3 separate regions of the Mus musculus genome follow, and all the other regions are linked to region 2. The links are chromatin contacts, found by Hi-C or POLR2A ChIA-PET in ENCODE. All regions are on one chromosome and are shown on one strand. The core of a region is the stretch at or near the end of the contact, and the rest is flanking DNA. Distances in the headings are between cores, read along the strand shown. Region 1 holds the start of Pdia4 (protein disulfide isomerase associated 4). Region 2 holds the start of Zfp282 (zinc finger protein 282). Region 3 holds the start of Zfp956 (zinc finger protein 956).

Evidence for each region. A loop is a pair of places that touch in the nucleus more often than their neighbours do. ChIA-PET counts read pairs that join two places held with the same protein, here RNA polymerase II (POLR2A).
Region 1: POLR2A ChIA-PET joins it to region 2 with 12 read pairs in Patski. The contact joins the promoter of Pdia4 here to the promoter of Zfp282 in region 2. POLR2A ChIA-PET finds 5 or more read pairs at or near these places in 3 of 5 experiments (Patski and embryonic stem cell).
Region 3: a loop to region 2 is called in a map of T-helper 17 cell, with 1.8 times the contacts of the local background. The contact joins the promoter of Zfp956 here to the promoter of Zfp282 in region 2. A Hi-C loop is called at or near these places in 2 of 37 maps with a recorded cell type or tissue (T-helper 17 cell and T-helper 2 cell). POLR2A ChIA-PET finds 5 or more read pairs at or near these places in 2 of 5 experiments (Patski and embryonic stem cell).

The regions. Positions count from the first base shown.
Region 1 is chr6:47,812,244-47,814,943 of GRCm38, reverse strand. It overlaps Pdia4 (protein disulfide isomerase associated 4), which reads left to right and starts at 1,432. Exons shown (of 10, transcript NM_009787.2): 1 at 1,432-1,727. The coding sequence starts at 1,640.
Region 2 is chr6:47,876,283-47,878,982 of GRCm38, reverse strand. It overlaps Zfp282 (zinc finger protein 282), which reads right to left and starts at 1,428. Exons shown (of 8, transcript NM_146175.3): 1 at 1,147-1,428. The coding sequence starts at 1,311.
Region 3 is chr6:47,952,022-47,954,786 of GRCm38, reverse strand. It overlaps Zfp956 (zinc finger protein 956), which reads right to left and starts at 1,397. Exons shown (of 5, transcript NM_178898.4): 1 at 1,205-1,397. The coding sequence starts at 1,228. It overlaps Zfp783 (zinc finger protein 783), which reads right to left. Exons shown (of 6, transcript NR_027963.1): 6 at 238-2,765.

The DNA of each region.
Region 1 (2,700 bases), core at 183-2,682, 64 kb after region 2:
TTTGTTTTATGTTGGAGGAGAGGTCATAGGTTTGTGTGTATCTGGTTTTGTTTGTTTTGAGACGAGGCATTACTCTCTTGTCCAGTTTAGCTTTGAATTTCTGGGCTAAAATGATCTGCTTTAGACTCCAAAGTAGTTGAAACTACAGAAAAGAATTATATCAGAATAATAAAAAAGGTAGAACCATCACTGAGTTCTACAGAAAACACAAGAGACTGCAGTAATCTCTTGTGGTTTAACCTAGATAGAATCAATCATAAACCTCATGAATCCAGAGCATGTAGGTTGTGTGCCTGTCTAGTCTTAATTTAGTTTTCAAAACATATAATCTGAACTTCTGGCTGTGGACATGCATGCAGGAATTGTCACAGATACACTAGTAGATAGACAATCCCAATGGACTACTTCTCTAGAGAGAGATCTGCAGGAGTAAAGGAAAACACATATTCAAATTGGCCTAGGAACCTAGCCTAATAGTGCTAAAATGACAACCCAGGGGAGTAGTGATAAATACAGCTCATTTTCTCCTCCTGTATACATCAGAAAATATTGCAGGACTCTCTAAGATTTATTTATTTAGCCTCATTTGTCTTCTACGTCATATCATATGTTAATCCACAGGTGCTAACCCTAATGCCAGTACAGCTTTCTTTTCTGACATGCAAACCTAGTTTCTTTTCCAAAACACTCACGGTTATTTCTAGATCTAAATCACTAGATTGGTTATCTCTCTCTCTCTCTTCAGAAAAATCATAATACAAGGCAACGTTCAGACAAGACTCTGACTTATAGACTTAGTCATGGAGTCCAAGTTGTAATTTTTCTTTTCTTTCTTTCTTTCTTTCTTTCCTTTCTTTCTTTTTTTTTTTTTTTTGCGACAGGATATCACTAAAAGTCATGGGTCTCTGCCTCCACAGACCTGGAGTCAGCCCACCCAGCTCTGAAACAACTAATCTATTTCATATACCTCTCCGAACCTAGTATCTAGGAAAGAAACTCAAACTTTTATATGCTCAACAGAAAAAACAAGAAGCCAAAGAACAGGGGAACAGAGGCGGGATCTCTGATCTCACTTTTTCCCAAAAGTTCTGTCCTCTTTAGTTTCCTGCACAAGGACAGCCTCAGACGGACGAGCCTACACATGCACCCCACCATTTCCTTGAGTTTCTTACACGTGTTCTTCCTGCCAAGCTTGGCCAAAGGGAGCTGACCTCCCAACCAATCCCTCCCCTCGGAGTGCTCAAGCCCCGCCTCCCTGTGCAGGGCTGGTTGCCTTTGTTCTCCCCCGCACTCTTTCCGGACCTGGGCGCTCCAAGCAAACCGAGTGGCAGCCCGTGATTGGTGGTCGCGGCACAGCCAATCAGAAGGGGGCACCTCACACTAGGGCTCGGAGTTTTAAACGCGGAGCTGAGGGGCGCGCCCGCGCGGAGGGCTCAGGCAGCGGGGCGGGGCGGTGTAGGCGGGGCGCCACGGCTCTCGCCCTGATTCGTGCGGGGATTGGACGGGCCGCGGCTTCCTTACCTCCAACCAATCACCGGCCTGAACTTCCTGGAGGCTTTGGTGCGCTCCGGCGTCGCTCGGGAGGTCGGCGAGTGCTCTGCGGTGGCCGGTGTCTGCAGGCCCAGCTCTGCACCCAATCATGAAGCTCCGGAAAGCTTGGCTGTTGGTCCTGCTCTTGGCGCTGACACAGCTGCTGGCTGCTGCGAGCGCCGGAGATGCACACGAAGGTGAGCGGGAGGGCGGGTCGGAGGAGCAGCTCGCGTGGGTTGCAAACCTTGCTGGGGCCTGACAGGGTGCTTCGCTCACACCCCTGCGGAATTAGTGACCCGGTAGCAACGAACTTAATGGAGTTTCAGTGTAGGGCCGAATCTAGGGGTGTGGGCCTCTTTAGTTCCTACCTGAGACTAGGACACGGAGGGACGTGCCGAGTGCCTGGTTCGCAGCTCGTCTCTTTACCCTCACTACTGAGATTTGCCCCTTTGTTGAGTAAAATTTTCTGGAGAATACTCTCGTTTCCAAAACCGGTTTTAGAAAACGGAGGCGGGATGGCCGCTAGTAGGACCTGGAAGAGGCAGTCGCAGATACTGGGCATCTATATCAAGAAGTAGAAATAACTCAGGCTTTGTTTTCGTCTTTTATGGAAACTGGAGCTGCCGTATACAAGCATTTTATTCAGCGCCTTTTTTTGCCAGTCGCTGCACTGTGTTTTGAAAGTCGAGGCTGGTGGTGCATGTATTCTAGTAGGAACAGTATGTGTAACTCATAGACGTTATGCCCGCACCCTTTCTTCGAAATCCTCTACCGAAAACATAAAAACTTTGAAAATAGGAAGTACTAGTTAACGTTGTTCCTAGAGAACGGGTCTGATCGACACCTTTCCCTTCTAACCACTAACTTGTTGCCTACTAGGTTTAGTCTAATATAAACAAACCCCATTTTTAAAGTTTAGTGTGGAGGGGGAATGTGAACTTTATACTCCTAGGTTGAGTAAGATTCCTGTGGATCATTGATTTATGAGTCTTTGCCCAGGTAGGAAAGAGTAGAAATGAAGAGACTGCTGAAAGGGGCCAACTATCCGTCCTACCTATGAGTATATCTTGGCACTTTTGTCCAAACTGACTGAGGGCTCATTTCTTATAGAGACCCAAAATACATTGAAACAGAAAGAGGGCAGAGTCTTCATTTTAAGCAAATTTTTCA
Region 2 (2,700 bases), core at 179-2,678:
CGGACTGACTGGCTTTTGACAATCACATGAACTATTTTCCTCAAACTCTGAGAAGCTGTGATAGCCAGAAGACTACCCCACAGCATCTGAGAATTCCTCTCTGACATGGGAGTGAGAACAACAGGACCCTAGGAATGCCAGCCCCTGCTGGGTCCTGGTGGCTGGATGGCTGTCAGTGCCATCCACTGGGCTTATGGAGGCTTCACCGGGGCCTTGTTCAGAGAAGGGGATAAGACTGACAATGGAAGTGTAGGAAGTCTGAGGCTGGTTGCATTTCCGCAGGTTTGAAGACCTACAGTTGGTCATTTTGCTCAAAAACAACCAAAGGTCTTCATATTGACTTGTCAAGTCTTAAGTCCTGACTGAGAATCAAATGGGAACACAGGGGTGGCTTCTTCAGAGTCCAGTCTTCAGGTAACTCAGTCTCCCTTCTGAGACAATGATGTTAAACCACGTTAACCCTTCTCCTTGTGCTGTATACCCAAGGCCGTGCCAGCTAAGTCCTAGGCACCCTGAGATCTCCTACGGAGCCTAAAGAAACAACTGGAGCCTTCTCTCTCACCCCCAGGACCCCAAGACAACGCTCGGGGATGCGGTTTGGGCGTAGTCAGTTGTCTTAGGCTGCTCTGGCGATTCCAATATGCAGGCAAGTTTGCCAACCCAAGATGACAAAGTCCCCTCCCAGTCCCTTCCCTGGCTCATCCGTTCTACAGAGGAAAAGTGGGCTGCTCTTTATAGTCGGAAAAAGACAGCAATAAAACAGCTTTAAACCCTTTTATTAAACTGGCTACAGTGTAAACATGGTTAAACTGTTCCCTCTGTGGGCCGGGAATAGGCCTGCCGCAAACCCAGGCGGGTCGGACGCCAAGAGGAACCCGAGTCCCTGCTCAGTGAAGCGGCCACTACCGCGCTAGGTCCCGGGCAACACAGCCCCGGCTTCCGCATCCTGCGGGCCCCGGGTCCCGGCCGCACCGGCCCGGACAGCGGCACCGTGGCAGCGCGGCAGGGCCTGGCGCTCCGGGCCTGCACCAGGCCCGCTCCGCCGTTCGCCCGGGGCCCCGGCAGCCGCGAGGCTCCCCGAGGCCCGGCCCCGCCCCGCCCCCACGGCAGCGGCGCGGCCATGGCGCCCGCGGGCGCTGCACCCACCTGCATGGGCGGCATTCCCTCGGCCATTTCCGCGCGTAGCGCCGGCTCCTGGTGGCAGACCTCCTCCGGGGGCAGAGCCTGGGCCCAGCTCCAGCTCCCGCTGTCCAGCCCCAAACCCTGGATGCCCAGCTGCTGAGGCTGCGGCCGTGTTGACACAAACTGCATCCTGGGAGTGCTGTTCCCCGCTCGGGCCGGCCAGGGAGAAGAAGAACGTTTTCCAGGCGCCTTCCCCCTTGCCGGGGCCGGACAGCTCCATCTACAGCCCGTAGGAGCAAACAGTCCCCTTCGGTGGCGCTCCCCGCCCTTCGCAGCCGGCGCGCCAGCCAATGGCCTCGGAGCTCCTGCCCGCCTGCAGGGCTGGACGGGGGCCACTCCAGGCTGGGGGCCACCGCCTCCCCCAAAGAAATCTGACGGCGACCGCCGGCCTCTAGGTCTGGCTGGGGTGGTCGATCTTCACGTCCCAAGCTGCGGCCTGGACAGTGGGGCTTGCTTTCTGTTACTTCTAGGAATGCATTGGACATCCCAGGAGAAAATGGTGCCTCACCCTTGTAAAAATTTTACCCAAATATTTTCTGAACACCTACTATGTGTCAGCTTTTGCTTAGGCATAAGGTGGGGTTTTTTTGTTTGTTTGGTTTTTTTTTTGTTGTTGTTGTTGGTTGGTTGGTTTTTTTGTGGTTTGCATACTCTTCTTCGGTTTAAATTGCAACATTGCCACTGGCTGTGATTTTTTTTTTTTTTAACATTTACTGTCTCTGAACCTCCTATGTTCTATATAAATAGGGTGGGGTGTTATGTTTGTCTTATTTTAATGTTGAAAAATTAGGAACTAATGCCTGGCACATAGTAGGCTCCCAGATACTTTTGCTAGATGTGGTGTGCACACTTTTTATTCCTAGCACTTGAGAGGTAGAGGTAGGTGGAGTTTAGGGCCAGCCTGGTCTCCATAATTAGTTCCAGGCCAGTCTAAAAAAAAAAAAAAGTAATTACCCATCAAAGATAAATCCCTGTAGGTTATCTGTAGCATATTGTCCACTTTGTCTTCCTAAATGGCCAGTCCTTATCTTGTCTGGACTGAGCTCTCTAAGGCTTATCACCTTGTGGAAAGTCAGACCTGGTGGAAGCCATGAGTTCTACTACACTTAAACTTGAGAACAATATGAAGCTACGGGGAAGGGTGGGGTGCCAGAGGGGCTATCTTCAGAAGGACAGTTATCGAGTGCTTTATTAGGTATGCTTCCAGGATATATGAATGAGTATTTCATAGACTCATATTATCCTCTATGAAGGTTATGCTCCAGAAGTCAGTGATTTTTTTTCCGTTTCCTGGTTACAAGTTGTGCATGCATGCAAGTGCATATATCTCACTGTAAACATCACGTCCACTATTAGTAGAGGAACCGAGTAAGCCCAGCCTGGGAAGCTCCAGGCAAATGCTTTTCTACTGGCAACCCACATCTGAGAAGACATTTTCTGACCTATGGGATATCAACTCTATATTCTCTTTTCTAGAAATGAGAAACAGAGGACTAAGTTAGTCCCAAGTGTTTAAGC
Region 3 (2,765 bases), core at 148-2,647, 76 kb before region 2:
AACAGCCCCGAACAGTCACTACAGTGCCCTGAACAGTCACTTTACTGGAAGCTAGATCTTAGATGCCAGTAGGCAGTGGCAGAGAAAGCTGAAAGCCAGCATCTTAGTCAAAAGAAGGGGGGTAATGTCACCATGCATAACTGTAAATAAAATGCGGAGCTGTGGGGACTACAGATAAATCCTGGAACTTCCCTCTATCTCTAAGGTGGTCAAACAGAAAAAGCACTCAGGGTGTATGACATTTATTATATATTGTATTACCAATAAACATGAAGGTTCCTGACTATTGGTCAGAATGTGTTATATGTTCTAAACCAAAGACTGTAACGAATACAATTTTGTGACATTAAACTTCCCCCAAGATATCTTCCATAAAAAAGACACAGCAAAGTGTCCCACACAGTAAGATACTTGTCACTAGAAACTTCTCTCTTCCTCACTCCATCCTGAGGTCTGTGACCACTGACCCATACAACAAAATGTGGTTGGGAGGAGGCAGTCTTCACACATAAAGGTCAAATATCTTCGTCTCTCTGGGATCCTTTGCCACAAATCTAACACCAAGAAATGTCTTTGAAGTCACTGCAAAGCTATTGCTAGCAGGAGATGCCTCCTACCTTCAGGGACTGTAAATCTCATCTCAGTAGTTCACTCACCTGAACCTAAAACACGCCTACCCAACGTTTTCTATAACACTGATTCCCTAACTAGTTGCAGTAGGAAAGTCTTCCCGGTGTTCATCAAAAAACAACAAGCGAGGAAGTATGTATCTACTCTTAATAGAATCGAATTCAGGCCCGAAAGGCCGTGGAACCCTCCCTCCTAGGCAGGAGCTAGATTCTAGGTCCCAGGACCAAGAGGGCTAACTGGAGGGGGCCTTAGCTCGGGATTTGATCGGAGATGGCTAATACTTGCGAGATGGAGCAAAGAGGTCCTGGAAAAAAGGAGTCGTGGAGTAAAAACGACCGCAGCCGGTGCACCGGGCCCAGATATTTCCTGGTGAAGCTCAACGGCCGTATATTACAAATGATCAAACCCGTGGCAAAGGAGACAAGGACTTAATCATGTGGCAACAGACCTCCTAGTCCTCCTCCCTGACTACCTGGCTGAGCTCTACCCAATTTTAGGAGGTGGTAAGATGTCCTCCCGGCGAATTCAGGAACCGCTTCACATCCCCCACATGATCGGTAAGGGCCACCCTTACCGGTGCAGCGGCCGCCTCAGTCATGGCTGCGCGCGATTCTGCTTCGTCTTGTTGTAGCCGCTGTGTCCCCTACAGGCGGCCCTTCCTGGCCTCACGATACAGAATCAGGATGGTCGTCTTGGACGCAGTTGGCAGTTTGAGACCTAGACGTCCTCGCTGCTCCCGCGGCAGAAACGCAGGCCACACCCTCCACAAGGCGGCTCCCCATTGGCTAGCCCTGGAGGTTCCGCCCCTGACGGTAGAGAAGCCAGACTCTATTGGCTAGCTGGGAGCACAAGCTGCATAGCGTTCGCTAGCGTTTCGTCTCAGCCCCGCAGGTGTGAGCACTAGGTGTTGAGCTCCGTTCACCTTTGAGCTGTAGAGCCACGCCAACCACTAGGGTCACATGTTGAGACTCCCCAGAACAAACTAGGCCACAAACACGCAGCTACATTTTCCAGTGTATTTATAGAGCACCGATTAAGTTAATATTTCCACCTCCATGGTTCTTAGGGCCTTGTAACCAACCCAACCATATCTTTGTTTTACAAAATAAGTCATCAGAATCTGGGATCCAACGTCTTTGAGCTCAGGCAACCATGCAGCCTTTGTTCATTCTTAACTCAAAATACTCTTTAACCTGTCCTATTGAATTTCAGGTTAAATGCAGTAAGCCCAGTTGTGCATAATGGCACAAGCAAGGAAATCCTAGTAGGTAGATAGAGGTAGGGGAAAAAAATTCACTGCAAGCCCAAGGCGAGCCAGGATTATACAGCGCCTCTTCCCCCACCCCAGCACTTGGATTTGTGCTTCAAATATGAATACTTGTTTTCCAGAGAACATCTAAAGCATTAGAAGAGAGGCCTAGGAACCCCCAGAACAGCAACATGAGTGCTTGCAGCGGAGGATTAAGTTTGGGGCAGCTATACTGTCCACGTTCAGTCTGAGCGCTTACTGACAACTGCTGTCTTGCTTGCAGGGCCTAAACAACGGTTGGGTGTGCAGGCAAGTAACGTCCAGAACCATGGCTGCATGCCACAGTCTTGCCAGTCATACCCCTACCCTGGGAATGACGGCAGTGTCACCCTCTGCCTCGTCTGTGCAGGACTTCTGAGTGGCTACAGAGTCTGCAGGACTTTAGCAATAGCACAGCCAGGGATGAAGGCACCTGGGAGCCTTCATGTGCTCTGGTGTCTGAGTGCCAAACAAGAGAGCAAACTATCAGAATTGGAATCCATCACCCAGCTCCAGAAGCTCCACAAGGCTGTCCCCAAGGTGCTGTGACAAAGAGGCACATGAAGCACCCGCTCTCATGACTTTGAGGCATGACACTATCACCTCAAATTCCTGGTCTGGAGCTTGTGCTTTTGAAGGGCCCCTAAAGTACCAACTCAGCTGGAAAGTGAAGGAACTTCCACCACTTGGCAGGCACAAGGGAAAGGCCCTGAGACAGTGCAGGTCCTGTCCTGTTCAGAGCTGGGCCCTTGCAGGGCTGGACTTCCCTGGAGGACAGAAAGCAAGAGGAAATGCAGGATTGTTTAGCCTCAGGAATGAGTCTGCATGTGGACAGCCAGGTGGTGGC